Linked DNA regions of Homo sapiens: region 1 is linked to region 2. A link is an interaction called in ENCODE POLR2A ChIA-PET data of the cell type or tissue named here. Cell type or tissue: Panc1. All regions are shown on one strand. Links, peaks and the distances in the headings refer to the core of each region. The heading gives the core; the rest is flanking DNA.

The links. ChIA-PET counts read pairs that join two places held together with the same protein. Peaks named below come from ENCODE experiments on the same cell type or tissue, not always from the same donor. Only the 100,000 strongest peaks of a DNase experiment are listed, where the experiment ranks them.
Region 1: POLR2A ChIA-PET joins it to region 2 with 7 read pairs; 2 of 35 experiments call an interaction of 5 or more read pairs at or near these places.

Annotation. Positions count from the first base shown.
Region 1 is chr3:30,655,229-30,671,201 of GRCh38, forward strand. All of the region lies in intron 3 of TGFBR2 (transforming growth factor beta receptor 2), which reads left to right. Among named protein-coding and RNA genes, the nearest start is that of TGFBR2, 57 kb to the left of the region's middle. In Panc1, for the core only: no CTCF peak of the experiment used is centred there; no DNase peak of the experiment used is centred there; H3K27ac peaks cover 1,577 bases.
Region 2 is chr3:30,409,844-30,425,816 of GRCh38, forward strand. All of the region lies in intron 4 of LOC101927995 (a long non-coding RNA gene), which reads left to right. It overlaps LOC105377013 (a long non-coding RNA gene), which reads right to left. Exons shown (of 4, transcript XR_940683.2): 4 at 9,897-12,523. Among named protein-coding and RNA genes, the nearest start is that of LINC01985, 100 kb to the right of the region's middle. In Panc1, for the core only: no CTCF peak of the experiment used is centred there; no DNase peak of the experiment used is centred there.

The DNA.
Region 1 (15,973 bases), core at 9,422-14,421, 250 kb after region 2:
CTGAATGCAGGAAACCAGGCCTGTGTAGCCTTCGGTCTGTTCTAACACTGAAGTTTTGTAGTTGAGTGCTGACTGTGGTGCATAAACTGAGCATTTGGATACCTACATATCACACCACAAGGTTTTGGAGGGGCTCACTTTGCTTTAATCCCTGTTTCATCCAGTTTCTCTTTTTCTCCACATGCCTTCACAGAGGCAAGGGGAGCATGCTGAGTCTAGAATTTCTAATCAAAGCTAACCACATCCCTGTCATTGTTGGATAATATTACAAATTAGACACGTTGTTCCTGTTTTGACTCAGAATCACAGCAGGAAGCAGCTAAATAAAACTGAAACAACCCACAAGTGCCTTTCACATAAGTGATTAGGGTAATCGCAGTTCTGTACTTGCCAAAGGGATTCATTCCCTCTTCATTTTTTCCATGGAAAGCTTGCTTTGGGCCACAAGGCCTTCTCTTTGAATGACTGCGCCATTATTGGCCAAGTAGTGCTGATAAATGGTACCTGTGGGTTGTTGTGGGATTTAAGGAGATGATGCTTGGGAGCGCCCAGCACAGTGGCTGGCACACAGTAGGTGCATCCTTTCTTACTTCTTCTTCCCCTGATTAACGAGAACACTCTACACCAAGACACATACCTCTTCTGAACGGTATAAACCGTTGCTACTGAAAGTGTCTAGACCAGCAGCAGCAGGATCACCCGGGAGCTTATTAGAACTGCACAACCTTGGGTCCTCTGGGGCCTATTGCATTAGCATCTGCCTGTAACAAGGCCTTCAGTGATTTGTTTGCACACTGAAGTGTGAGAAGCACTGGTGTGAACTCACCAGGTAGGGATGGAACCAGAGATGGAGGTCTTATTAACTTCATGCTGGTAACTCCCTGAGCTAATGGGCCCATGAGGAATAAATTTGGTCTAAAGCCTGGTCATTTGGAAATGAACTAAATATACTTTACTCAGTCAGCTTGTGTAACAGAGCTCTCCAGTGGCATGTGGGTCTTTTTCAGCAGTGACAATAGTTTATTTTTTAAATATACTCCACAAATGTTGTTCTGGTGTGGATCTTAATGTGGAGAAAATCAGACACCTTTTCAGTAAGCATTTCTTTTGTTTCTGTGATCATGTTCATGTTAGTTTATTGTATTTGTATTAGTTTATCTGTGGGACTATCCCTTAATATTTCCCAAAACAAGAAGACATTTGCGAATGTTTTCAAGATGCATTGTACAAGATACTGTTTTGAACTGGATCAATGAAGGAGATGTTTGGTGGCCTTGGAAAGCCCTGGAGAGTAATAGTGTGGTTCTAAGAAGAGTTGGCCTGAATCAGTTCATTCTTGGGTTGTTTGCTAAGATTGTCTGCTGAAGGTGGGTACGTGGAAAACAAGATGGTAAGCCAAGGAGGATGAAGGGAGGCATGCTGCTGGACCACTTCCAGCTCCCAAATGACTGGATCTTGGCCATCTTGCTTTTCCTGCTAACTTAGAACTGAACTGCTTATTCTAGAAAATGAGAGGCACTGGGGCCATATAGGAAAGGGATAGCATTGGACCCAAGTCCTAGACTTTCAGTAGTTTGTTTGCAGGACCAGGGTCCCACCCCTTTTCCAATTGAAATGTAGGCAAGGTGGTGGCAAGCCCATGGCCTAGGCTGTGGGAACTCATAGAACAACTATAGTGATGATCGCTGCCTTGGATTGCAGCCTACTCTGAATGTGTGCACCTGTGCTAACTACTTTCAGGTGTGTTGTCTTGTTTCATAGACTCATTACATTTTTATGATGAAGTGAAACCCGTGAATTGGCTCCTCCAGACTTCTCATTTTAATGACAAAAAAGTGGGTCTCCAGAGAGGAGCTGGGATTTTCCAAGATCTCATAGTTTGTTCCTCACTTTTTGTCCGTAGGAGAATCATAGAAGAACCAGATAATCTTGTCTCTTATAGAAGGAATACCCTTACCCTTCCACATTCCCGTGGTGGTGGTGTGTTTGCTTTTTTATCAGTCTTAACCCATGGGAGGCTGCACAACTTACATAAGAGGCTACCTGTTCTGTTTGCCAAACGGCAGCCCAGACCCATCACTGAGCATGTCCTTGGCAAGAGGCACAACCTCAGGCTGACACTGTTTCCATGTCCGTGAGAAATGATGTGTATAAACGATGGCCAGTAAGATGCTCATCTGTTGGGAAGACAACAGAGGGCAGGGCTGAGAGCATGGCTTCCCTGCTGATTGCCTGTGTTCAGATCCCAGCTCAGCCGTGTGTAAGCTCTTGGTTCTTGGGGTAACTACTTGTTTACCTCTCTGAAAAATGGGAGTAGAAATAATGAATACTTTTAATAGGATTATTTTGAGGATAAATGTATTTATTTATGTAGAGAACTTGGCACGGCACCTGGCACAGAGTGAGCACTTAATGAATTTTGACTGTAAATAGTTATTACTGTTCCACTAGATTCAAATTTCTTATCTTTGCCTTTAGCTGGATGAGTGAGGAGATTTGTACCAACGTCATGTATTCTCCTCTTCCCTGCAAATTCCTCCACCTGAGTCCTATTGAGGTGCTCCCCATTATAAGGAGTCCTGTGAATCAAAGTGGTATGTTTACTGTAAAGAATGTGGAGGATGCTGTTCACTGCATTGTATTGTTATCTTCATGAGGAAGCCAGGAGACATTTATTTTGGCTCTCTGTTTTAGAAAGGTGTTCTCCTCATGACGACCTGTTTGCCTCTGATCTTAAGGACACTTTGAAGCATACCGAGCAGGGGTCTGCAAACTTCTTTGATAACAGGCAAGATAGTAAATATTTTCAGCTTTGCAGGGCAGAGTCTCTGTCACAGCTACTCAACTCTTCTGTGGTAGCAGCCACAGACAGTGTGTAAGTGATTGGACGTGGCTGTGTTCCAGTACAACTTCATTTACAAAAACAGGGCTCAGGCCAACCCCTGATAGAGATATTCATGGTTTTTGTGTTTCTCTCTCAAATGCTAACTACCAGAAAAGCTTAGAGTCAAATCTGAATCATGCTTCTAGCAAATATGTACCTACACATTTAGCATACTAATATCACTCTTGCTTACCAGTTTTTACCCTGTTTTCTCACATTTATATTCCATTTGTCATAATTATAGCTCCTGTCTTGACTGTATCTTCTTTCACTGTGTTTTTTGTTGTTGTCGTTGTTGTTGTTTTTGGGAATGGGATAGGACTGTAAGTAAATAAATCAATTATATCTTGCTAGCTTAGAAACCAGGACTTGAGTAACCACTTCTGACTCAAAGTTCAATCTATGTGGTTAAATAGGGAAGCAGACCATAAGATGTATGCCCAGTGGTGCACGTTGCTGACTCGCAAGCTATGTGCAGGCTTTAGCATTTAGTGTGGTGATGTGTGCCCTCTAACCTGAGATGTTGAGAGAGGGGCAGAGAAGAAGACTTCTTGTAGCCACAAAGTTTCATTCCTTCCTCTCTCATTGTTGTAGCATTTCTTTTAAGTGAAAACAGCCTTTTTGGTTTGCTAGCCTATCTCTGGCAGGAAGACAAATTATTTTTTTACAGTATCAGACACGCGGTTTCCTGTCTATGTTTAACTTGCTAGCAGAACATCTCAGCCAGCTGGTTCCCTCTGGACCCATTGTGTCCTTAATGTCGTTGCTTTACACCATCCAGCAAACCCACTCTGTGTACTGATCGCATGCATTGAGCATTTTGTTGACTTCCGTTGTTTTCCGAGTAAGGGAAGTCTTAGAAATGCTGCCCTCTTTCTCCCAAATCTCATTTTATGTTTGTTCAGCTCCAACACCAGGGAGCTGGCTTCTTGGGGAAATGATTAGTTCTTGCATGTAAGAAATGAAAAGAGTAAATGGTGTTTTGGTAGCTCTGGGGGATTTTAGGTATGCTGCCTTGGAACTGTGCACTCACGCCTCAAAATAGCTGGCTTTCCAGCTGTGCATTTTTGTTTCAAAAGAAACAAACCAGATTTACTTTCTGGTCTAAATGCAGAAGAAAAAATAAGTGTGGAAATATGGTTGAGAAAAGTTGTTAGAAGAGGAAGAAAATTATGGATTAAAGTTGCTAGTCTCATTCCTGAGAAGAGAAATCAGTTATTTGAGGTGATGACTCAGAGCTGAAGCAGCTTTTTGTTGTGAACCAGCCTTGGTTAGAAAGCACACTTGGAATTCATCAATATGGCCCTATGTCTGGCCAAGGAAATAATAAAGATTTTGCATGATAGAGGACACTGTGACTCAGTTGAAGGAAGCTTAGAATGTATTTGAACTGAATTAAGGCAAAAGCAACTCGCTTTTCAAGATTTTTTTTTTTCCTAAGTAGCAAAGTAAACAAAGCTGCACTGAGGCCAGATGTGCTTTCTGGTTGTGAATATTTGTACTCTAGAACCTCATTCTGGTATGAATCAGCAGAGTGGAATCTAGTATGGACACAGGCTGTCTCAAATTCCATCCACTGGATATGAGTGGCCAAGAAAGCAGTCGGACCCATACTGCTGGTGCTGTAGCAAGGTTCGGGTGGTTCCTCTGCAGCCTCAGGTCTCTCCCACTGCGGCCTCCATGTGTTCCATAAACTCCACACCCATGAGTAATGGCAAGAAGGGTCCACTGAGACCTTTTGCTGCTTTGCGAGTGTCTCAGTGTCCCACCAGGGGAAAAAAAAGGCTCAGGGAGGTGGCTAACCACTGTGAAATTGACTTTTATTTCCACCCACGTATACTCCAGAGGCTGTATTCACCACCATTTGGACATCTGGATGACTTGCCTTTGGAAAGTCCTTTTGTATTCTAAATCGCTCCTGCATGTTACCTGTTGTGGAAAATATCAATTTTGCCATTACAAATTATGCTTTTTTTTAAAAACATGTTAACTTTTAGAGAAATAATTTATATTTGCTTATCTACTTTTAAAAATATACATATATATGCCTTTTGTTGCCTAATTAGAGGATATAGTTGGTTCCAATGTCAAGAACAATTTCTCTGAAATGTAGTCATTAAAATTATTCCCATGTCTTTCATTTTCCAGGCCCCATCCTATTCGAAATACCTGTTTCTTCCACCAGGCTGATGTAGTTATGCTTAGGCTTGGCTGCACATTGGAAACACCTGAGTAGCTTTAAAAACTACTCATTAACTGGGTCTTACTCCTGCAGTTTCTGACTTAATTGGTCTGGGGCCTGGTATCAGGAATTATTTTTTAATTCTTCAAGATATTTTAATATGCAGCCCACATTGGGAACCACTGGACTCAAGACAGTTTGTTCTGCCAAATCTTTTTATATTTTTCGTCACGTTCCCCCTGTAGCCTGGAAAGGGACGGTAACAATTAAAGAATGGCAGCTACCACAGGAAGGAGCCAAAATTATGCCTTCGAAGGTTAGAGGAGGAGAAAAACCAACACCTGTTTTACCCCATCCTTGGAGGAATAGCAAGACACTTTAAGAGGGGATATTATTTTGTTTTCTACAACAATTTACAAGCAATTGCTTTGGAACAAGGTCAACGGCCTCATTGGGAATAGGCATCTTAGCTTTTAAAACTGATTAAATTATACGTTAAAGGAAAGCACATTTTAAACCTTAATGTGTCCAAAAGGTTGGATGGCAAGGTTTGGGTGCTACTGCCTTGGCAGAGACAAGGCAGGGACCAGGGAGGCTGTGTGCATGATTTTAGGAGGTGAGAAACTCAGGTGGGAAGGAATTGCAGAAGCCTGTGGTTCACCTGGAAAGCCAGGGAGAGAGAGAGGATGTATTCTGGTGACCTAACAGGTATTGTGAATAATGAATATGCTTTTCCAAAGCGATCTGGTCTCCCTGTTGGAGAGCATCCTGAAATAACTTAAGAAATGTACCTTGCTTTCAGGTTTCCTGAGAACATGAGGGCCCCTAGACAGAGTACAAGGTGTAATTCAGACAGCCAGCCAGAAAAAGAATTAAAGAATCAGGGCAGGTGTGGGGATCCTAACAAAACCTAAGCTTTTAGTAGTCAGAAAACTGCAATAACACAGAAAAGAAAATGAAAAAAAATCTTGTTCCAAAGAACATATATCAGGTGTGAAACTCTCTTTGTGGGAGGACAGATGTGTCATCATTTCCTGGACAAAGCCTGGTACCTTGTAGGCACCCTCCTAATGTTGGTTGCCCTCCTTTTAAAGTCAGAGCAAGAGAAGTAGCAGGAATCTATATCCTAAGGAGGAACATAAAGGGTGAAAAGCACAGTGGAAGGGATGCCTAAAAGAGCAAAGGCTGAATCAGGGTTTTAATGGCCTGAAATGACCAATTTTCTAAAACTTGACAGGTAGATGTAAAATCAGACATATAGGTTCAAACAATCGATTGCAAAGGAGCACTTGTCAAAACACTGGCTGGGAATCTGCTCATGTGATGAAGACCCCAGGGTTTAGAGGTGAGTTAAGGTCATTTTGAAATCAGGATGATCTGGCTGAAAGAATCAAAACAAAACAGAAAGAACAAACCATCAGGAGCCTTAAACTCCACTTGGTGGAAGAGGAGGTGAGAGTCCTGCTGTAATCTTTGCTACACAAGTTATATTCCAAGTATTATATCTGTGTCTATCAAAACACATGATGAAGAATCTTAAATAGCAAGCGTGGTTTCAGAGAACAGATCACTTTACCCTTAGAAAAAAGGTCCTGGCATTTATTGGGCGCTATATGCTGGGCAGGCTGATTTTAGGGTCTGATAAATCTGTCAGACTTTAGAGTCTCATCAATGTATCTCTTGAAAAGTAACCGAGGAAAACATGGCTGTTCAACCTGAAAATGAAATGATCTAGGGGTTGTGAGTTTCATATCCAGCAGGAGTTTAATAGTTCTCATCCCATAGAAAACGGATTCATTTTGTTACTTTTTGCTTTAGAGAACAGCAGAAGGACCAATAATAGAAGCACACAGAGGCTACATTTGACTTAATGTAAAGAATAATTTTAAACATATCCCAATATTTAGACTTTATCCCAATATATCTGCAGTTAGAAATATTGTGATTTGATTATGGAATGATAACAAAGGAATGATGTCCTTCTACCATAACATTTTCAGGCAGAGGTTTCACCTCTACCTCTCATGGGTATTCTAGAAAGAGATTATCATACTGGATTAGAATACATGCAAGGCTTTTCCATCTGGGAGAGAGATAAGAAGGAAATAATACAAAGGAGACTGTGCCATGGGATAGGAGAGGTGGCGAATAGCTTTGTTCTGAAATATGTGCAGTTGGAATAAAACAACCACATTGATTGGAGAGAAGACTTCTTTCATCATTTGAGGAAAAAATACTCTCAAAATATATCCAGAATGTCAAACAGTGCTATCAATAGCTAGAAGTTAAATTAAATCCTTCATTGCTAGTGAGCTTACTGTCCTTTTGTTGTTTAATTGAAATGACTTTTTATTGTTTGCCTAAATTGGTGTGCTTTTTACTAGGATGATGGATGGGGAAGCATATCTCATTCTACACTCCTCCACCAGTTAATTGACTAGAAAATTATCATGGGCCATTTTCTCATTGGCTAGTGCTGAATACAGCTGTACCAGAGCTTTGCAAACAATTCCACTAAGAAATTTTTTGTAGGAGGAAAGCATCTCTATGGCAGAGTACCAAAGAACTTAACTTTATTTTTGCTAAACTGTTTAGCAAGAATAAAATTTACCTCTGAAACTTGAATGTGTAAATGAATCACTGAGAGAACTTTTAAATGTAGATTCTGATTCAGTTAGTTGAGGACAGCGCTAAGACTCTGCATTTCCAGTAAGTTCCCAGGGGATGCTGATGACTGCTGGTCTGCGGGCACACTTAGAATAACGAGGTGACAAGTTATTCTTTATGTAACATGCCAACAAAATTTTTAAAGGTACAGAAAATGATGGCAAGATCTTTGAACTCTGCAATATGAAGCATATATGTGAGTGCTTAGCTTTCACTCTCTTTCTGTGTGTGTGTGTGTGTATACAGATACTAAGACACAGATACATTCACATATATACATCTAAATATATATACAGTACAGTCCATATTCAGATTTCTTCAAGGTTAATGGGTCTATTGTTTAAATTCGGAATCCAGTCAAGGACAACACATTAAAATTGATTGTTTTGCCTCTACAGTGTGTTTTTTTGGTTTTCATGACATTGACTTTGATTTGAATAGGTCAGACCATTTCATGTACTTTATAAAGGCACTTTGTAGATTTGTCTGATGATTTGATTAATTCAGATTAAACATTTTTTAAAGATTCTGGTGTTTTTATTGTAGGAAGTTTTTTTAAAACAGTAATTCTGCAAAAAAGCAAGGTTTGCCATTTGTATTCAGTCATATTAGTAGCAAGACGACTACAGATGCATACTTGGATGATAAAACAAGTTTAAAAGCTCAAGAAAATGATAACTATAAAAGCCAGGAATAGTGATTACTTTTTAGAGGAAGGGAGGGATCTCCGATTGAGTTGGGGAACATGAACAGACTTCTGGGGTGGCCAGCAAAATTATATTTTCTGACCTGACCAGTGGTTACAAGAGTGTTGATCTTATAGTAATTCACTAAGCCAGACACTTGTTTTATGCACTTTTCTGTATCTGTGTTTTATTTTGGAATGAATTCTTTTTCACAAGAGAGAAATCAGAGTAATTTCTCTAGTTTTGAGGGCCATACTGTGCTCTTGGGCCAAGTATATTATTTTAAATACCCTTAGGAGAAAGGAAAGAGGAAGAGAGGGCTAACTTTTTTGGGGGGGGGAGTTGGGGGGGCAGGGGGAGATGTTCTCGTTCTGTTGCCCAGGCTAAAATGCAGTGGCACCATTATAGCTCACTGCAGTCTTGAACTTCTGGGCTCGTGATCCTCCTGCCTCAGCCTTTTAAGTAGCTCAGATTACATGCCCACACCACCACATCCAGCTAATTTTTTTTTTTTTTTATACAGACAGGGTCTCAATATATTGCCCAGGCTGGTGTCAAACTCCTGGGCTCAAGTGATCCTCCCACCTCAGCCTCACGAAGTGCTGGGATTACAGGTGTGAGGCACCATATCTTCCCCCCATTTTTTTTTAATCATCTGAGTGGCTTCAAAGCTTTTGTTCTTTCCATACCACCAAGCTATCTCCTTAACAATGAACTGTGAGATCCATTTAATAATTCTGAAAATTTCCAGTCACTTCTGTCACTCATAGAGGCCAGACTTAGTTGCAAATAAGGAGCCATTTGCAAATGTCAGAGTCTTGTTACATAAATATTTTTTTAAAGACAAATGTCAAATTCTTTTTTTTTCTGTCTTCCAAAGATAAATGTTAGTATGCCATAAAAAAAAATACAAACTGGCAGAAAACCTCAAGGGGAAATCCTGTGGTATACTTTCCTTTGGAGTGATTGAAAAGTAAACAATTTGTCTTATAACTTGAGTATGCATGTGCGCACACACATGCACACGCGCGTGCGCGCACACACACGTTGCTCTCAGCCTCTTTTATGTCCTTTGTTATGCCGACACCAGTTCCTAAAAGGAACTTAAAACTGAACCTCCCTAATCCACTATTTTAAATAAAAGTCACTTGGTTAAAAAAATAAAAGCATTAAATTAAGGCCAACTTGGTAAATAAAATCCTATGTGGATCAGTTAATGTGTCTTGATAAAAAGCAAATCAACATAGCTGAATTTGGGAGATAGGCTCCTACTTTAATATTTGAAGTAGTTTGGCAATTCCTCCACTCGGTAAAGGAGTTTAGGGTGAACATTTAGTGGGATACTAATTTATCCGAGCAATAGAAAGGGACGTGGATGACAGTTTTTCGCACACCTTGGTGTATTAGTGCACTAATGAGCCTCAGATGCCAAGAGAGATTCTTGTGAAGTTGGCAGTGAAGCTCTAGCCGCAAGGATGTTCACATGCCAGCATGTTCACCTAAAGCGAGAGTATATATGCAACTGGCTGAGATCCAAAGAAGGAAACTGTGCTAAAGAGAGATAGCTGAGGGGAAGGAAGAACTTCCTGTCTCAAGTCATGTTAATTATAACATTAAAAGGACAGCATTCATTTATTGAGTACTTACTAGGAACAACTTTTACTTAACAAGAATACTTATTTACTAAGTAGACAAAAATGTTGTAGAAGCAACCAAGGTTCAGTATCCTCCTCTGTAAAACGGGGGTAAGAGAATCTAACTCATACATAGGGTTATTGGAGAAATAAAGTAGATCATGTTTACAAAATAAATTGTCCGGTGCCTAACCCAACAAAGCACATCGTATATGAGTTATCTTTCTTATTGTTACAAGATTTCAAAGGAGGGCTTCTCCTCAAATTCTACACTGCGGAGCTCCCTTCCCACTCCACAGAAGCTCCGACAGCATCCACAGTTGTCCATGTGCAGCACAACAAATCAAGCCAGGCAGATCTCCCATTGGCACTAGTTACCAACTTCCTAGAGAAACCCATCAATCTCAAAATTCCTGCTCTAGCAAGTCCTGGAAAAGAGACTAGAGCCCAAATGCCTTCACTCTGCCAAGGGAGCTTCCCTTTTTGTGTGTCTGTGCCATGGACTTCTTGAAGTAGGGAAGCCTGTGGACCCCTTCTCACTGTGATGTTTTTTAAATGCATAAAATAGAACATGGAGTATTTCAAAGAAAACCAATTACATTGAAATACAATGACCAAATATTTTAAAAATGAATTTGTGTTATAGTAATATATGTTTCTATAATAATGCTTTAAATAACAATAGCAGCAGATCTAAACAATTGAAATGTCTAAATGGTGAGCGTAAGTCACATGCTGAGACGTCTGCAACAACAAACTCATAGGTACAGCTGATACTAGGAAATATTAATTTTTAATTAAAGGTTAGAGAAAATAAAAAAAGATGCAATTTTTGCCCATTCAAATTCACAGACCCACTGAACTCTATTTATGGAACCCAGGCTAAAAATGTTTACTATTATAGCCTCATTTTTTTATGGGCCTTGGATAAATTCCACCCTTATTTTTAATGCCCTTCAGAGCTATATCTGGTTCAATGTTATTACTATTCATGGAAGGTCCCAATAGTGCAACAATTATGTTTTGAGCTCTGCTAAGATCTAGGCCATGAGAATAGGCTCTGAGAAAAGAAAAAGATTTGGGGGTTCTCCTTCACATAAAACTTTTTATTTCCTGGCAGGAAAAAGATGCATATTTACAGAGACACTACTAAACTGTGGTTCTTAGTTCAGAACAAAGGAATATAATCCCCATACCCAAAATATACTCCTTTAGACACATTATACAAGAATTGCCAATGTCAGTCGGTGGATGGCTGTAAAATCACTTAGTCCAGGCTACACTAAAGAAAAACACTTTATCAAATTGGGAGCTTATATAAAGTCATTCTTCCCCTCCCCCGCAACCCCTACCCCCCCATCCCCGCCCGCACAAACACAGGGTCTTGCTCTGTTACCCAGGCTGGAATGCAGTGGCAGGATCATAGTGTGCTGCCGCCTTGAACTCCTGCCTCAAGTAAAGTAATCCTCCTGCCTCAGCCACCGTAATAGCTGGGACTACAGGAAGCACCACAGTGTCTGGCTAATTTTTTTTTTTTTTAAGTTTGTGTAGAGACAGTCTCACTATGTTGCCCAGGCTAGTCTCAAACTCCTAGGCTCAAGTGATTCTCCCGCCAAAGTGCTAGGATTTCAGGTGTGAGCCACCACACCCAGCCTAAGGTCATTGCCATTCTTAGTTGGCTCTCACCAATATGAAGTTTAGAGATCAGGTATGGGGTTGAGATCAGAAGTCTCTCCAATCAGGCAATGCTCATTGTAAATACCAGCTTTGCTGTTGCCTAAATTTATCATCTGGGAAAATTACTTAAACTGTCTGATCTTTAGCTTCCCTATCTGTAAAATGGGGTTTATAATAATAGCAGTTTCTACCTCATAGGGTTTTTCTATCAATTAAATTTAAATATTCTATAAAATCCTTAGCACACAGCCAGGAACTTAGTAAGTGTTCAGTTTATGAGTTTCTCTGTAACTGGCGGCTGATGAAAAGAAGCATTTCCTGTTGGTCTTCGACTAAAGGAGATGCTGGCTTGTACCTACACCAACAGCTGTTGGGTTTTCTAGTAGCAACCCAAGGGTTAATACTGCCAGAGGGTGTGGGTGGCTCCTGTTTAGATAAAGCCACATCCCAAAGCTTCCTTCCAGCCCTGGTTGCTATTGTTAGAGTTTTTCACCACCTCTTTGAAGTTTCAAGATTGACAGATGTTATTCAAGAATTCCTCCCCCTCAAATTTTTTAAGTGTAAGTCTTCTAAAGAAATAACAGGAAATTTTAGGAGAAAGTAAAACTTTGGTTTCTGACATTGAACTGGGGATTTCTAGAATCTTCTTCAGTCAGTGCCACACATAAACTTAAGGGGATTTCTGTTTTTGTGTTTCCTTTAGGCTAAAAAGGAATTGAAATTAGCAAATACGACTGTTTTTATAGATATTTAGGAATTGTAAAATAAAATTATCCATGATGAATCAACATTTCATCTGGACGTTTTAGTGAATTAAGGACAAAGCTAAGTAATTATGCAGTTAATATTTAAATTTTTTCAAATTGTATTTCTCATATGTGAAAAAAAATTGACTACATATTCACATTTGGCCAAAGTGAAGTCTCTCCAGATTCTGCCAATGAGGTTATTAAAATAACACCTCTAGAACAGGGGTCAGCAAAGTTTTTCTGTGAAGGGCCAGATAGTAAATATTTTAGGCTTTCTGGGCCAGATAAGATCTCTGTTGCATGAACCTCTTAGTTTTATTGTTTTTTAAACAACTCTTTAAAAATGGGGATGGAAATCATTCTTAGGTCATAGGACTATACAAAAGCAGGCCATGGACTTCTGAGCCATAGTTTGTCAAACCTTGCTGTAAAATATAAAAAATTTGAGAAGTATCATTCCACGTAAGTAATCATTCAGCTTCTAAAACAAACGTTTGTTGAATACCATAAATTGCCCCATTCTGCCCCAGGTGCTGTGTATATCATGATGATCAAAACAGACCTGGCCACTACCCTGCTTTGTCAGGAGAGAAGCAATCAGATAATCAAGTGGATTTCTGATTATAAGACATTCCATGTAGTTACAGACACAGAGACCGGAGACAAGTGGGTACTTCAAGCAAACACATTCATTGGATACCACATATAATAGAGGTGGAGTTTCAGGCAGGGAGCATTGTGGAAGTGGTAAGCCTAAGTGGAAATGCCGACTGCTGGATCGGCTGTTGTGTTTGAATTTGTGTTGTGTTCATCTGCCCCCTTAATTTTGTTTGCTGTACAACAGGGACAGTCCATACATCTCCACAAGAGCATCTTTTTTTTCTTTTGCATTCAATCATTCTGTAATTGCTTTGTCCCACCCCATTTCTGCCCTACTCTTGCCTGTTCTTTGTCCCAATCCAAGCCTCCCAGTGTAAGAATTTATGTTTTTAAGGATCAATCACCAAATTTTCTCACTTTCCCTATACTTTTAAAATGCATTCATATATCTTTCCAAAAAATGGTGATTTTTTTTTTCCCTCTTGGTTGCTGGAATTCTGATATCTTGGGGTTACTTCTCTGGTTACTAGACCCAAGATTTTCATCTAGAATATATAGTCAGTGGAAGTTGGCATTTCCACTCAGACTTACCTTAAGAACAAGTAATCATATTACACATAAACCTTAAAAATGGATATGTACCAGCTTCATTTCTCACTGTTTCGTTAGATGAAAGTTTCAGATGCTGGGCCAAGCGCAGTGGCTCACGCCTGTAATCCCAGCACTTTTGGAGGCCAAGGCGGGCAGATCACAAGGTCAGGAGTTCAAGACCAGCCTGGCCAACATGGTGAAACCCCGTCTCCACTAAAAATACAAAAAAAAAAAAAAAAAAAAAAAAAAAAAAAGCTGGGCATAGAGGCTAAGGCAGGAGAATGGCTTGAACCCAGGAGGCAAGGTTGCAGTGAGCAGAGATCGTGCCATTGCACTGCTGCCTGGGTAACAGAGCAAGACTCCATCTCGAGAAAAAAAAAAGAAAGTATCAGATGCTGAAGTAGCTATGTAGACTGGGGTATATAACCTGGGGTTCATCATCATGAGCCAGGAAAATTTAGGATATGAACACACATGAGGAGTTTAGGAGTGGAGGTTTAATAGGCAGAAGAGAAGAGAAAGAGAAACAATTCTCTCTGTAGAGAAAGGAGTCTCCAAGCGGAAAGGACGGGCCAGTGGTGAATGTGCTGGATTTTATAGTCCCGTTTGAAGAGGCGGTGTCTGATTTACATAGGGCTCACAGATTGGTTCAATCAGGTATGACGTTTACATAGTGCATGGGGAAGACTGGTCACCCCACCCTAATCTTATTATGCAAATGGGCTTTCCAGTTGATCAGCACCATCTGGTCTGTTCTTTGTTGTACACATGGCTGACAAAGAGAAGGGAAGATGGAGCTGCCATCTTGAACATGTCCTTAGTTCCTGCTGGCATTCACCCGTGCAAGCTCCCAGCTTGCCTGTCTATGTCTGAAGCTCAACTTTACAGGCTGCTCTTTGTTAGAAAATGATTTGGGGCTGCTTTTCATTAAAAAGAAACACCTTACCGAGGACTTCCATACCCTTACTATCTGCCCAAGTAATTTCTTCTTAACTCCTTTATCAGTATCATTTAGGTAATGGGTTCCCCTTGAGAGAATTTGGTTATATCCTCATTCTACCTGGACTATATTCTCATCACTTTTTTTTTTCTCTTTAAACACCTACTGTAGGTGAAAACTGACAAATGAATAATCAAAAGATCCTTTTCTGACACGGAGTTTGGTTCCATACCACCTACCCATTTTTTTCCTTTCTATTCCGCAGGTGCAGAGTGGTCAGTATGGGATAATTGCTCTTCCTTAAGTAGATCATATATTCTTTCTCCTTAACATAGCACTCTTTCCACTCATCACTGACTTTTCCCATTCTTCAGAGACCAACTTAAAGGCAGTTTTTTGCTACTGTGCCTTCCATGTTTCTCTAAGCTTTTCCACATTCCACTAATATATAGATTACATTGTACATTTAGCCCCTATCCCAGATGCCATATATTGCTTACTTGTATATATGCCCTAAGTCCTCTACTGGGTACTCTCTGAGGGCAGTGCCATGCCCATCATAGACACTCAGTAGTGATATATTTAATGAATGATTCTAGGATCTGAGCATGAGGCCTGCTCATTAATGGGTACTTTGGAGGGCAGATGGATGACACATAAAGCAATAGAATTCTGCATGTTTGCCCAATGAAAGCAGCCCAGCACAAGCTCCCAGTGAACTAGAGCTGCCTTTTGCTCTCTCCTGTCCACTGTCTGTTTCTATTCATGTCCTTCTTCCAAAAAGGAAAACTATTTCACCAGAGCCAACAAGGCCAGCACATGAAACAAAGTTTGAGGCACAAGATATTATAGTTAGATATCTGGTGCTAAGGACTCTCCTTGTCAGCCCACAGGGGCCTGCTTCAGAATTCCAAGTCAAAAAACTGCAGCATTTCCATTTTTAACTTGTTTTACCTTTGCGGCCATGTTTCCATTGTTGCTATTAAATATTTCAGTTCCATGAAACTACAATTCGTATGCACACTGAAAAGAGGAATGTTGGGTGGATGTAAGATAACTGTCCAAAGAGATCCTTTCCATGGACTCCTCTCCCTGTCACCCATGGGCCCAGGGTAGCCTGAATGCTGATCAGAGCAGAACAAGTTGGAGTTTGAAAAAGAGCAAAGATTTTGGTGCAAACTGTGGCACGCTCTGTGTTTTTACCAGATGTCATACATGCAGATTTTTTGAAGGCAGAAGCTGTGTCATTTTTTTTCATGTTCCCAATGTCCTGAGCTTAGATAACACTCAGTAAATGGTTTGTCTTTTTATTTGGCAATATTGAGGACCTGCTGTGTGCTAAGTGCAGTTTACAGTAGTGAAG
Region 2 (15,973 bases), core at 6,843-11,842:
TTTATTTTCTAAGTGACTCAGGAGAGATTTAAAAGTTGAAATGTTACCATTTGTTTGGCTTCTCTCAACAGCATCAGCCATTTTCATTTCACGTGGGAAGAACAATATGAGACAAACAACCTAAGATTAAATGAAACCAGTTGGATTGGAGAGATGCATTTACATTTTACCACCTGGATAAGTGTATTTTCCTCTTGTGGCTTTATAGGCTTGGGGGCTATTGAAAAATATCTGTCTATAAATTGAATCAACACTCATTAAACTCATTAAGAGAAATGTAGTTAGGAATTTAGTATGGAAAGCAAGCCCTTCGTTTTTATTGGATTTTACAATAGGGAGCACTCTAAGCTTTTAGACATTAAGGCAGGAAGGGGCTAACTATAGAAATTACTCCAGTGTGGGCTTCGACTTTGGAGAGGCTATGCTTCTCTAGAGAGAATGTATGCACAGCAGAAGAGTAAGATGAGGCAGATATTTTATTTCCTACACATCCCAAAATAATAACCCTACTCTGATTTATCTTACCATTACCCCATTTTTTCTCCCCCTCATCCACAACAGTTCTCTAACTCCTGCCTGGTTTTCCTTTAGTTTCATAACTCTTCACAGATGACTTTTGAAAATATTTCACTCTCTGCAGCCTGATGATGACGACGAATATTTTGCTGTATGTTCAGAAACAATAAATTATTATATAATTATCACTGTGCACAAGACAGAAGAAACCTATCTCTTGAAAACAACACTTAAAATATTCACATAAAATGCAAATTAACTGTCTTTTCATAAGAGAATTATCTTTCTGTCCTGTAAAGTTCTTCCAGGATAAAGAATTTCCACTTCCAAAGTTTATTTCCAATGGTTTCAACTTAGCAAACATGTAAACATGTCCCAGGCTCCAGGAGCTATGCTAGGTACTATACATAGTATACAAGAGGGAAAGAGAGAAGGCAACTGCCAATCTCTTTCTGGGAACTTTATACCTTACCTTACTGAGGTACCATTTACTATGGATTAAACAGAGTTAAAGAAGATAACTAATTTTTACAAGACAGTGACCTACCATTTGAATCTGAATTTTCAAAAATCCATGATATTTTCCACTATCCTAAAGTTTGAGACAACTCAGAAGGAAATAAACATTTGTACTAGGATAAGTCAAAATTCTATTTATCAGAAGTAATCTTAGAAAGAGAGACTACTATATTAATTTGGAATTAATTATTTGATAAGCCCACCCACACCCCATACTATTTCTGATGGTTCTTTTGGTTTTTGATAAGATGGCAAGGGTGTAAATGACAAGAAAAAAAATGTGTTGTTCCTGGGAAGGAAAGGGGAAGAGGGTGAGCAAAAAACTTCTAAACCCTTTAGACTCCCCAGTGCATTCAAGTTGGGCATCTGTGAAAACACCTGAAAAACTTGAGCTTCAAGTCATGACCAACCTGGAGGTAAAACAGACTCAGTTCAAGTGGATCTGGGAATTGAAGGGGCGGCTTAGATTCTGCTGAAGTGTGAATTAATGTTACATTTGATTGATTCTTTTTTTTTTTTTTTTTTTTTTTACTTTGGGATATTTTAAACTTCTTTTTTTTTTTTAATTATACTTTAAGTTTTAGGGTACATGTGCACATTGTGCAGGTTAGTTACATATGTATACATGTGCCATGCTGGTGCACTGCACCCACTAACTCGTCATCTAGCATTAGGTATGTCTCCCGATGCTATCCCTCCTCCCTGCCCCCACCCCACAACAGTCCCCAGAGTGTGATATTCCCCTTCCTGTGTCCATGTGACCTCATTGTTCAATTCCCACCTATGAGTGAGAATATGTGGTGTTTGGTTTTTTGTCCTTGTGATAGTTTACTGAGAATGATGATTTCCAGTTTCATCCATGTCCCTACAAAGGACAGGAACTCATCATTTTTTATGGCTGCATAGTATTCCATGGTATATATGTGCCACATTTTCTTAATCCAGTCTATCATTGTTGGACATTTGGGTTGGTTCCAAGTCTTTGCTATTGTGAATTAGTGCCACAATAAACATACTTGTGCATGTGTCTTTATAGCAGCATGATTTATAGTCCTTTGGGTATATATCCAGTAATGGGATGGCTGGGTCAAATGGTATTTCTAGTTCTAGATCCCTGAGGAATCGCCACACTGACTTCCACAATGGTTGAACTAGTTTACAGTCCCACCAACAGTGTAAAAGTGTTCCTATTTCTCCACATCCTCTCCAGCACCTGTTGTTTCCTGACTTTTTAATGACTGCCATTCTAACTGGTGTGAGATGGTATCTCATTGTGGTTTTGATTTGCATTTCTCTGATGGCCAGTAATGATGGACATTTTTTCATGTGTTTTTTGGCTGCATAAATGTCTTCTTTTGAGAAGTGTCTGTTCATGTCCTTTGCCCACTTTTTGATGGGGTTGTTTGTTTTTTTCTTGTAAATTTGTTTGAGTTCATTGTAGATTCTGGATATTAGCCCTTTGTCAGATGAGTAGGTCGTGAAAATTTTCTCCCATTTTGTAGGTTGCCTGTTCACTCTGATGGTAGTTTCTTTTAAAGGGGATATCACCACCGATCCCACAGAAATACAAACTACCATAAGAGAATACTACACACACCTCTACACAAATAAACTAGAAAATCTAGAAGAAGTGGATAAATTACTGAACACATACACTCTCCCAAGACTAAACCAGGAAGAAGTTGAATCTCTGAATAGACCAATAACAGGAGCTGAAATTGTGGCAATAATCAATAGCTTACCAACCAAAAAGAGTCCAGGACCACATGGATTCACAGCTGAATTCTACCAGAGGTACAAGGAGGAACTGGTACCATTCCTTCTGAAACTATTCCAATCAATAGAAAAAGAGGGAATCCTCCCTAACTCATTTTATGAGGCCAGCATCATTCTGATACCAAAGCCAGGCAGAGACACAACAAAAAAATAGAATTTTAGACCAATATCCTTGATGAACATTGATGCAAAAATCCTCAATAAAATACTGGCAAAACGAATCCAGCAGCACATCAAAAAGCTTATCCACCATGATCAAGTGGGCTTCATCCCTGGGATGCAAGGCTGGTTCAATATACACAAATCAATAAATGTAATCCAGCATATAAACAGAGCCAAAGACAAAAACCACATGATTATCTCAATAGATGCAGAAAAAGCCTTTGACAAAATTCAACAACCCTTCATGCTAAAAACTCTCAATAAATTAGGTATTGATGGGATGTATTTCAAAATAATAAGAGCTATCTATGACAAACCCACAGCCAATATCATACTGAATGGGCAAAAACTGGAAGCATTCCCTTTGAAAACTGGCACAAGACAGGGATGCCCTCTCTCACCACTCCTATTCAACATAGTGTTGGAAGTTCTGGCCAGGGCAATTAGGCAGGAGAAGGAAATAAAGGGTATTCAATTAGGAAAAGAGGAAGTCAAATTGTCCCTGTTTGCAGACGACATGATTGTATATCTAGAAAACCCCATTGTCTCAGCCCAAAATCTCCTTAAGCTGATAAGTAACTTCAGCAAAGTCTCAGGATACAAAATCAATGTACAAAAATCACAAGCATTCTTATACACCAACAACAGACAAACAGAGAGCCAAATCATGAGTGAACTCCCATTCACAATTGCTTCAAAGGGAATAAAATACCTAGGAATCCAACTTACAAGGGATGTGAAGGACCTCTTCAAGGAGAACTACAAACCATTGCTCAAGGAAATAAAAGAGGATACAAACAAATGGAAGAACATTTCATGCTCATGGGTAGGAAGAATCAATATCGTGAAAATGGCCATACTGCCCAAAGTAATTTACAGATTCAATGCCATCCCCATAAAGCTACCATTGACTTTCTTCACAGAATTGGAAAAAACTACTTTAAAGTTCATATGGAACCAAAAAAGAGCCTGCATCGCCAAGTCAATCCTAAGCCAAAAGAACAAAGCTGGAGGCATCACACTACCTGACTTCAAACTATACTACAAGGCTACAGTAACCAAAACAGCATGGTACTGGTACCAAAACAGAGATATAGATCAATGGAACAGAACAGAGCCCTCAGAAATAACGCCACATATCTACAACTATCTGATCTTTGACAAACCTGAGAAAAACAAGCAATGGGGAAAGGATTCCCTATTTAATAAATGGTGCTGGGAAAACTGGCTAGCCATATGTAGAAAGCTGAAACTGGATCCCTTCCTTACACCTTATACAAAAATCAATTCAAGATGGATTAAAGACTTAAATGTTAGACCTAAAACCATAAAAACCCTAGAAGAAAACCTAGGCATTACCATTCAGGACATAGGCATGGGCAAGGACTTCATGTCTAAAACACCAAAAGCAATGGTAACAAAAGACAAAATTGACAAATGGGATCTAATTAAACTAAAGAGCTTCTGATTGATTCTTTCTACTGCTTGGTGTTCCTGACACTCCTGTTTGTGAAGAAATTCCCACATTTTTCAAAGAAAACTAGAGATTGAGACTTCAGCTGTGTGACAACAGAAACTGAAAACCAACTCTAAGGGGCTAGAATATAACCTGCCTTTTAAACAAATTGTCTTTTTAGGCCTGGATGTGTTCCAAGGGTGACTGAGGTTGGACTGTAGTGGGAAAGCCAATATCACCAGATGAACTTTATTTCACAAGGAACAACCAGGATCCCCAAATTGGAAGGACATTGGTGTGTCATCAAAGAATGAAGCATGACTTTGTTACTTTCTAGAATTGTACCCATTCAATGGTCTAATAATAAGAAAACTTCTGCAAAAATAACGTCAATGCTTTTTCTGTAAGGTAAAAAAAATCTTATAGTGAGAACCAGACTTGATTCAACATACACTCTGGAGATTAAACTAAAATCCAGCTTTAAAACTGTACCCTATAACCAGCATGGGCATTATAGTTTGTCATATTCAGTACACTGTTTGTTCTCTCAGAGGCCATATGCATTATTTTGTAAAAGATAGTTTCAGGCAATGCCTGGAACATCTGTTGAATGATCAATCTTTGCATAGTAGCAAAAGGAAAATACATTATTTCTGTTTTTATCTAGAAATTTCTGGAAAACTTGCAATGTCTTTTTTTAATGTTATGCCTTTGTTTCATGTAGTTTTCCAGACAAAATAATGAAGACATAAGCAAGCCAAGAGAGTTATCTAAGTTGAAAAGTTTGGATTGTTCTAATTATACCTAATTAGAGATCAAAATGAAAAGTGCTTAGGGTGAAACCATTAATCAAAAAGAGGTCACTGCTCACTACTCAACAGAATTAAATGTACCAATATGATTTCCTTTTCTAAGTAAGCAATGTACTAGTCAATCATTACTTACAACGTGACCCATTTAAATAATTAAACTATATTTCAGGTCTTGTGTGCTATTTGAAGAGGAATAATGAGGTCTTTAATAACAATTTCATGCTTGAATTTTCATATCTGGAGGAAAGAAAGCCAATGTTCTGGAGTGGAGGATGAAAATATTAAAGTGTTTTTCTGATATAGAAAGAAAAGAATATACTACTACCCTTTCTTATTCTCTAGATTTGGCATAGATTCTTTGAGAAGCCATTAATATCTACCTAAATAAGCATTCTCTCACCCTCTTTTTAAACTCCCAGTGATGCCAATTTAAGTAGAATACAAATGGCATTCTATCTCACTATGGAATTGAGTCATAGACTCATGCAATGAGAGAATGGACATGATAGAGATAAATGCAGCTGTTATGGACTTAATCATGTCCACCTTAAATTCATATTTTAAAGCCCAACCCCAAATATGACTATATTTGGAGATATGGCATTTAAGGAGATAATTAAGGCTAAATGAAGTCATAATGGTGGGATCCTGCTTCATTATGTCGATGACCTTATAAGAAGAGAGAGAAAGAGACACCAGGCCTGTGTGAGTACAGAGAAAAGGCCATGTGAGGCAACAGTGAGAAGGCAACCATCTTTAAGCCAAAGAGAGAGGCCTCTGGAGAAACCAAACTTGCCACCATCTTGAAATTGAACTTTCATTCTCCAGAATTGTGAGAAATAAATTTCTGTTGTTTAAGTTATCCAGCTTGTGGTATTTTGTTATGGCAGCCCTAGTGGGCTAATAGAGCAAGCCTACAAATAAGAACATACCACTGTGTTCTAATAAACATTGCCATCAAATTTGGTATTTCTAATTTAATTAGCCTTCTCTCTCTTATTTATTTACTTTTTCAACCAACACAGACAATTTACTGATGCTAGGATCAGCATTGGAAAAGATCAGAAATGCCTCTGCTCTCACAGATCTTATGTTCTCATTGAGATACAGAGAAAATAAATAATGAAACAAATGATAAACTGTAATTTCTGATAATAAGAAGTCCTGAGAAGTAATTAAACAGTAAGATGATAGAAAGCCTGGAGAAGGGTCTACTTTAGGGAGAGAGATCTGGAAGGCCATTGTGAGGAGGTGGCATTTAAGTGGAGAATTGGAGAGTGAGAAGGATCTGAGTGAAGAGCTGGAAAGGAAGTTTTTCAGAGAAAGGGAATAGCCAGGACAAACTCGTAGTGATGGGAATGAACTTGGTTTGCTTGAGACACTGGAAAACAAGCCAGTGTGACTATAATATCCTGAACAAACGACAGGGTGGTATGATGCATTGAAAGAAAAGGCTGGTCCTAGAGTAGTACACAGAGTGAATGTTAAAAGTCTAGGGATTCCATTTTCCATTTTATATAGCAGTCACTCATATAAGACTATACTTTCATTTTTCTCTCTTCCTTAATATATTGTCTTGTCTAAGCTTCTGTGAGTCTACACTTGCCTCAGTTTCCTCATAAACTACTGACTGTTCCTTCTAAAACTCCTGTTTGGCCCTTCTCTTTTGTACTGGAAATGTCAGAGGATGCCAGGGGCTAGTCTTTGCCCCCGTCTCTCTTTCTCACTCATCCAGGCTCTTGACGTCACAGTGGTACTTCAATTCTACCCTGGCATGGCATTAGGTGTTGTCATACTATAATTAACAGCTAAACAAGCTCTCAATGCCCCCTCCCTGCCTACTCCACACCTAGTTTTCTCTATCTCATAATGGCAGAGCCCTCCCGAGACTTGATGGCTCCAGCCCAAAACCTTGAAAATGTCTCCCTCTCTCTCACCTGCATTTTCATAATCTACCATTTAGCTCCCCAAACACCTCAAATCCACCCACTTGTCTTCACCAAGTCCAGTCATCATTTATTGCCATAACTATAGCAATAGCCTCTTAATGATCTATGAATTTCCATCTTTGTTTTCCCTGCCACCTGTTCTCAATTCAGTGACCAGTGGTCTTATAAAGGCAAAAGTCAGATTACATCATTCCCTCCAAAGGCCTCCAATGCCCTTAGAACACAATCTGACCTACCCAGCCAAGCAAGTCATGGCTTCACCTTATCCCGACTGGCCTCACATCACTCTCCCCATTGCTCACTGGGCCCCACTGCACTGATCTCACTTCTTTTTTTGCAATACACCAAGCTTATTTCCACTTACTGTGGACCAACCACACTATTATGTCCCCACTCAGAATTCTCTCTCCACATTTCCATGGGGTGACTCCTTACCTCAGCTCAAAAATCTCCAAGAGGTTTTCCATAGCCTCCCAATGTAAAGTGGCCCTCTCCTTACCCACTCCACTATTACCCTCAATCTCATTACACTCTTTCCTTCTTTGTTCTTTCCACAATCTGAAATAATGGGGCTTGTTTAATCATTCACTGTCTCCCCTTAGTAATATGTAAGCTCCAAAAGGCCAGGACATTTGTCTACCTTATTTATTGCATGTCCCCCATTCTATGCCAAGTAAGTAGATGGAATCTATAGTTCCTTCTTGCTTCTATGTCACAAAAACAGAGGCTGTTTTCATAGGGATTTCCAAGGTAGTTTTTTACAGTACATCTGTGACTAGGATGAAATACATAGGTACGTCTTCCCTCACTGCCAAGAGTTTTACTGATGGAAGTGAACTGGCTCTCCAGAGGAGCAAGTATTGGTTCTAAAATCCTGTGTTTAATAGGACAACATTGCTACCAGATATTCATTGTGCCTTTGTTTTGCATAGGGTGACTTATCTTGCATCATGCAAATGCTGCAAAAAAAAATCTAACTGTATTTCTCTTTTAACTGTTCTCAAGGAGTTCATAAACTAAATAATAAAAGAGATGGAAAAACAACTGCAATGTAATATATAATGTCTAATAATAGAAATATGGACCTAAAAGCATAGGTAAGGGGACAGTTCATGCTTCTTGAGGGTATGGCAGCAAAAAAGACAGCACAGACTGGGGTGACATTGGGCAAGTCTTTGATGGACAACTGTGAGAACCAGAGAAGGAAGTAGGACATTACTAAAGTGGAAACTGTCTAAAAAGTTAGCCAATGTAAATAAGCATGAATTTTTTAAGAGAGGCTTTTTTTTAATAATAAAAGTTTCAATGCCACAGCAAGACAAAATAATACTAACAGTTGTATGCATGTGATATCATAGCCTCGAATTACACAAAGCAAAAGTAGATAGAACAAAAACTAGAAATAGGTAAGTTAAATGCCATAGTTGGATATTTTCATACGTTACTCTCAGAGTTTGATAAAACAAGTAAATAAAAGATCAATAAGGGTACAAAAGATTGAAACACAAAGTTGGCTGAATTTCTATATGTAGAACCTAATACTTAACATTTGCAAAATACACATTCTTTATAAGTACACATGTGACCTTTGATGATGTAGTCAGAGAAGAAAAATGCATGAAACTTTCTAAGAATAATGAATCATATCAAAGATGAGCATCAGCAGTTATCTGATATAGCTTAATATTGGGGATGGTAATATTTGGTTTCCAACTCTACAATTCTAATTTGCATGCTGACACTATAGATTAGAGTTAACAAAATGATTAAATCAAGTTTGCAGCTGTCTTTTGTTTAGACTGCAATGTTTTATAGAATTCTAATTTGATGCCAACATTAAAAGTCAAGATTTTTGTGTCTTCTTGGGAGACACATCTATTTAAGCCCTTTGTCCATTATTTAATCAGGTTATTTGAGGGTTTTTTTTTTTGCCATGGAGTCATAGGAGTTTCTTACATATTTCCAATATCAACACTTCTCAAATATATGATTTGCAAATATTTTCTCCCCTTCCATAGGTTGCCTTTTCCTTTTGATGATTGTATCTCTTGCTGTGCAGAACTTTTGAGTTTGATGTAGTCCCACTTGCCTAGTTTTGCTTTTGCTGCCTGCATTTTTGATATCATATTAAAAAAATCATTGCCAACACCAATACGTAGGAGATTTTTTTTCCGTTTTCTTCTAGGAGTTTTAGATTTGAGGTCTTATAATTAAGTCTTTAATCCATCTGTATTAATTTTTGTATATAGTGTACAATACAGATCCAACTTCATTCTTTTGCATGTGGATACCCAGTTTTCCAAATACCGCTTATTAAAGACTCTTCTTTTCTCATTTTGCATTTTTGATGACCTTGTCAAAGATTAATTGACCTAACGTGCATAGATTTATTTCTGGGCTCTCTTTCTGTTCCGTTTGTCTACTAGTCTCTTTTTATCCCAGGTTTATGAAAAGGTGCTTGCCTTTACTAATCATCAGGGTAGTGCAAAAGAAACATACATGAGATATCACTTCACATCTGTTAGCATGGCTATTACTTTTAAAAAACATAACAAGTGTTGGTGAAGATGTGGAGTAAAGGGAACCTTTGAATACTGTTGGTGGGTATGTAAATTGGTACAGCTGTTTTGGAAAATGGTGTGGAAGTTCTCATAAAAAATTAAAAATAAAACTGCCATCTGATCTAGCAATTCCACTTCTGGGTATTTATCCATCCAAAGAATTGAAATCAGGATCTCAAAGAGATACCTATACTCTCATATTCATTGTAGCATTATTCACTAAAGTCAACACATGGAAACGACCTAAATGCTTATGGATGGATGAATGGATTCAGAAAATGTGGTACTTACATACAATGGATGTATTATTCAGCCTGAAAGAAGAAAGAAATCCTTCAATTTGCAATCACATAGATGGGTCTGGAGGACTTTATTCTAACAGCAATAAGCCAGACACAGAAAGACAAATACTGTATGATCCCACTTATATGTGGAATGTAAAGTAGTCAAACTTGCAGAAGCAGAGAGAAGAATGGTGGTTTTCAGGGGCTGGCGGTAGAGAGAAGTAGGGTGATGATGGTCAAAGGGTACAACATTTTGGTTATACAAGGTAAATAAATTCTGGAGATCTACTATACATCATAATGCCTATATGTAACAATATTGTATTGTATACTTAAATTTTGCTAAGAGGATAGATTTTTGTGTTGTGTTCTTACCATAAATAGTATTAACAATAATAATAATAATAATAATAATGAAGAAGAAGTAAGAGGAAACTGGGAGGTGAGGGACATGTTTACAGTCTTGATGGTGGTGATGGTTTCACGGTGTGTACTTACCCCAGACTCCTCCAGTTACATATATTAAATATGTACAGCTTTTTACATGTCAATAACAGCTCAGTAAAGTGGTTTTAAAAAAATTAACTCAGCAGATCTTACATAAAACTGCGAATTGCTGACTTTCTTTGAAAGACTAAAAACTGTGTCAAGGCTGGTGGACGCTCTTAAGAAGCTATCATGGGCTGAAGCTGACGGACTGGCTCATTTAGGTGGGACAGGCAAGCAGGTTTGACTTTGCCAGAGTTCCCTTCGCACTTAGGTAGGACCCTCATTTTACCTGGCACTGTGCATTCTAAGCTTACTGCTTCTGCCTTTTGACTTAATGTATTTACTCTGACAAGAAAAATTAAGAGATTTAAGAAAAATGTTTAAGTCAACATTTACTGAAGTGTAATGTACATTAAGAAAAGTGCATTAATTGGTAGGTCTTCATACGTTCTCACAAAATAAACTCATTTATGTGACCACCACATAGAACAATAAATAAAAGATTACAACATCCCAAAAGTCTCTCTCATGTTTCTACCCCTCGTGATTATCAACCACAGAATATAAAAACTATTCTAACTTCTAACACTGTGGATTCGTTTTCACTGGTTTTTCACTTTTTAAAATGGGATACTACCGTGTACTATTTTATGTCTGGTTTCTTTCAATCAACGTAATAATTTTGAAATTCATTCAGCTTACTTTTACAACAATAAATTACCCATTTTCTTTGGTGGATCGTATGCAATTGCGTGAACATATCATAATTTATCCATTCTACTACTGATTGCTCTCAGTTTGCTTCCAGTTTGTGGCACTTATTTATAATGCAGTTATTAAAATTCTTTTACATGTCAATTGATGTACATATCTGAGTTTTTCTTTGGAGTATACATGTAAAAGTGGAGTTGCTAGATGAAAAAGTAGGTATACGCACAACTTTGAAGGATACTGCCAACAGTTTCCTAAAGTGGCTGTATACATTGACATTCTCACCAGGAGTAGCTGAGAGTTCCAGCTGTTCATACTGTCACCATCGTTTTGTATTGCAACATTTTATTTTTTTTTAATTGTAGTCATTTTGTTGTTATGTATGGTATCTCATTGGAGTTTTGATTTGCAATTCTCTGATGACTAATAATGTTAAGCAATTTTCATGCATTTATTTGCTATTTCAATGTCCTTTGCTGGGAAGTGCTTATTCAAGACTTTAGGCTATTTTTAAATGGGGGAACTATCTGTTGGCTTTCAGTTTGTATGTGTTCTTTATATATTTTGCATAAATTTCTTGTATGCAGAATTTGGATTAAAATATATTCTTTTAGTCACTGGCCAGCCTTTCACTCATTTAACAATGTATTTTGGTAAACAAAACTTCTTAATTTTTATGATGATAAAAAAATTATTTCAATTTTTATCAATCAGTGCTTCATCTTCCTTTATCATGAGTGCTTTTTGATCAGTTTTAAATTTTACTTTTGAATTGTTTATTGCTAATATATATTTATAGCCATATCTATTTAATATAATGTGAGTGATCTTTGTGTGTTTAACTTGTAACCTGCAACTGTAATAAATGTACTCATGTTTTATATGCTCAATGATGGCATCTTTTCTTATCTTACTTCACATTTTAGGACCTATGAGACAATGGTGAATAAAGTTATATTAGTTGTCTCTTACAGCATAACAAATTACTTTGACATTTAATAGTTTAAAACAACAAACATTTACTATTTCATAGGCCAAGAATGTGGGTGATGCTTATTTGAGTGCCTATGGCTTAAGATGTTTCATGAAATTATAGTCAACCAGTTACCTGAAGCTGTGGTCTTACTGAAGTCTCCAATGGAAGAGTGTAGAAAAGGTGATTTATTTCTGAACCTACTCACATGTTTGTTGGCAGGCTTAGGATCTTCAGTACTTGAGCATCTTCACATGGCTATGTCAAGAGAGGGCAGCTGGCTTCTCCTCTGGAAAATGACTTAAGAAAGACCACCTACAGGCACACAAGAGAAAGAGAGAAAGTGTGTTTAGATGGAAGCGACAGTCTTTTTATAGCCTCATCTCAGAAAAACATTCTATCACTTCTGCCATATTTGTTAGAAGTGAATCAGTAAGTCCAGTCTTGACTCAAGGGGAGAGAATTATACAAGGGTATCAATACCAGAATATGGAAATCATGGGGGACTGTCTTGAAAGTTGCCTAACACGGAAGTGGTGATAATGGGCTTCTTTGCCTCAATCCTAATCTTTGTAGTGATATTTCCAATATTTCACCATAAATTATACCGTTTATTATAGTTATATTTAATACTGTCTTCAGATTGGGAACATTCTCATCTATTCAAAATTACTAAAAGGTTGTTTTTAACTATGAATTTTTTGAATTTTATCCAATATTTTCTCTGTACCTATTGAGATAATTATTATTTTCTCCTTTGTTTTGTTAATGAGTGTATTTTCTTTTTTCTTTTCTTTTTTTTTTTTTTTTTGAGACAGAGTCTCTCTCTGTCTCCCAGGCTGGAGCACAGTGGCACGATCTCAGCTCACTGGAAGCTCCGCTTCCCAGGTTCACGCCATTCACCTGCTTCAGCCTCCTGAGTAGCTGGGACTACAGGCGCCTGCCACCACGCCCGGCTAATTTTTTGTATTTTTAGTAGAGATGGAGTTTCACCCTGTTAGCCAGGATGGTCTCAATCTCCTGACCTCGTGATCTGCCTGCCTTGGCCTCCCAAAGTGCTGGGATTACAGGCGTGAGCCACCGCACCCGGCCTGTTAATGAGTGTATTTTCATTGATGAACTTCTTAAACGTTAATCAGCCTCAATTTTCTAATATGAACTCAACTTGGTTGTGGTGCTATACTTTTTATATATTGATAGGTTTAGTCTGTAAACTTTTCTGTTAGCATTTTTCCACCAATGTTCATAAGAGAGACTGATTTATAATGTCAATCTCATTATATGTCAATCTTTCTGTAATGTCACTGTTAGGAATTGCTATCAGAATTTTTCTGACCTTATGAGTTGAAAAGTGCTCCTTGTTTTTCAGAGTGGGTATAAGACTGATATTTTCTCCGTAAATGTTTGAAAAAAATTACTAGCAAAGCCAGTTGGGTCTCAAGTTTTTTGTTTGGTTTTATTCAGTGTGAATTTGATTACTTTAATAAATATTATTCTATTCAAATGATCTATTTCCTGTATCACTTTGATAGTTTTTCTCAAAACTTTTCTCAATAGATATGAGGTCTAAAATTTACTAAAATAAAATTGTTTATCAAATACTCTTATTTTCTTTTTAATGTCCATAGTATCTGTAATAATGTCTCTCTTACATTCATTATATTGGTAATTTTTCACTTCTCACTACCTTTTTTATGGTCAAAGCGGAATCTGGTCATTTTTAATAATGTTTCCAAATAACCACCTTTTGATTGTTGATAATGTCATGTCTATTATATCTTTATTTTCTACCTCATTAGTTTTATTAACTTTCTTATATTCATTGTTTTCTTCCTTTTACTTTCTTTGGATCTAATTTGCTGCCCTTTATCTAATTATTTGGAGTGGATACCTTAGATCATTAATTTTCAGCCTTTCTTAATTTCTAATACATCTAAACAAGGCTTTAAATTTTCCTCTAAGCAAGACTTTAAGCTCATATTTTAAAAGGTTTGATGTAATATGTTTTCTTTTTCATTGAGCTTAAAATATTTTCTAATTTTCACTATTTTTTGACTCATTGATTCTTTAAACGTGTATTTTTAAATTTTCTGTCACTTGAGAATATCTAGTTAGCTTTTAATAATTCTTTTCTATCTTATTTCTACCCTGAGCAAAATAACCTGCCAGATTTCAATCTTCTCCCATCTCGAGACTTGCTTTACCCTTCCGCATACGATCAAGTTTGCTAAATGTTTCCTGTGTGCTTGAATGTGGATGTTACATTTGCTGGCTACAGTGGTGTGTACATGTCAGTTGGATCAATTAATAAGTCAACTTTTTTATTTTTACTTTTTATTTGTTTGCTCTAATAGTTACTTAGAGGGTTACATTGTTTGTCATCATGATTGTGAAATTTATTTCTCCTTTAAAATTTGTTAACTTTTCCTTTACATATTTTGAGGCTTTATTTTAGATTATACACATTTAGTATTAACATTTTTCTGGTAAATTGGTTCTTATTTATTCATTTTTTGCCAGCCTTATTTAGGCTATAATTTACATATCACACAATTCATCCTTTTAAAATGTAAACTAAAATGGATTTTAGTATATTTACATAATTGCAAAATGTTACTACAATCAATTTTAAAATATTTTAAACCCACTGACATTTGTGGTAACTCTTTGTTCTGCTACCCTAACCTCCAGCATAAGCAACTACTATTCTAATATTTTCTGCATAGATTCGGACATTTTATATAAATGGAATCATACAATATGTGATTTTTTTTTTTACCAGGTTTTTAAACTTAGTATATATTTCAAGATTCATTTATGTTGGGACATATAGTAGTATTTTCTTCCTTTTTTATTACCAAACAGCCATTCATCTTATGGATATTCATTTTTATATACATCCTTCAATTAGTAGACATTTTACTTAATTCTACTTTTATGCTATATGAATAATACTGCTATAAACATTTGTGTACAAGTTTTATGTGGGTATATGTTTTTGTCTGGGTATATTACTAGGAGTGAAATTGCTGGGTATTATAATAACTCCATGTTTAACACTCTAGGAAACTGCCAAACTGTTTGTGCTTATTTGCCATTTGTATATTCTTTGGATAAATGTCTAATCAGAGCCTTTGCTCATTTTTAATTGGGTTATTTCCCTTTTTATTATTGGTTTGTGTGGATTCTTTATAAATACAAGATACATATATATATTGGATATATATGATTTGCAAATAATTTCCCTTATTCTGTGGGTTGTCTTCTCAGATGCTTCATAATGTCCTTTAAAGTGCAAAGTGCTTTTAATTTTCATGAAGTTGAATTCATATGCATTTTTTGGTGTGTGCACTTGGTGTCATATCTAAGAAGGCTTTGCCATGAAGGTATATCATAAAGATATGTTCCTATGTTTTCTTCTATGAGATCTTTCGTTTAGCTCTTACATTTAGGTACATAATTTTAGTTTAGCTCTTACATTTAGGTCTATAATTTATTTGAAGTTAATTTTTGTGTACAGTATAAGGAAGGCATCCAATTTCATTCTTTACATATGGGTATCCAGTTATCCCAGTACTTATTGAAAAAACTTTTTCTTGCAATTAAATTATGTTGAAACTTTGTCAAAAAATTAGTTGACAGCAAATGTCAGGATTTACTTTTGTACTTTCCATTCTTTTACATTGATCTATATGTCTATCCAAATGCTAATACCACATTGTCTTGGTTTTTGTAGCTTTGAAGTAGGTTCTACAATCGGGAACT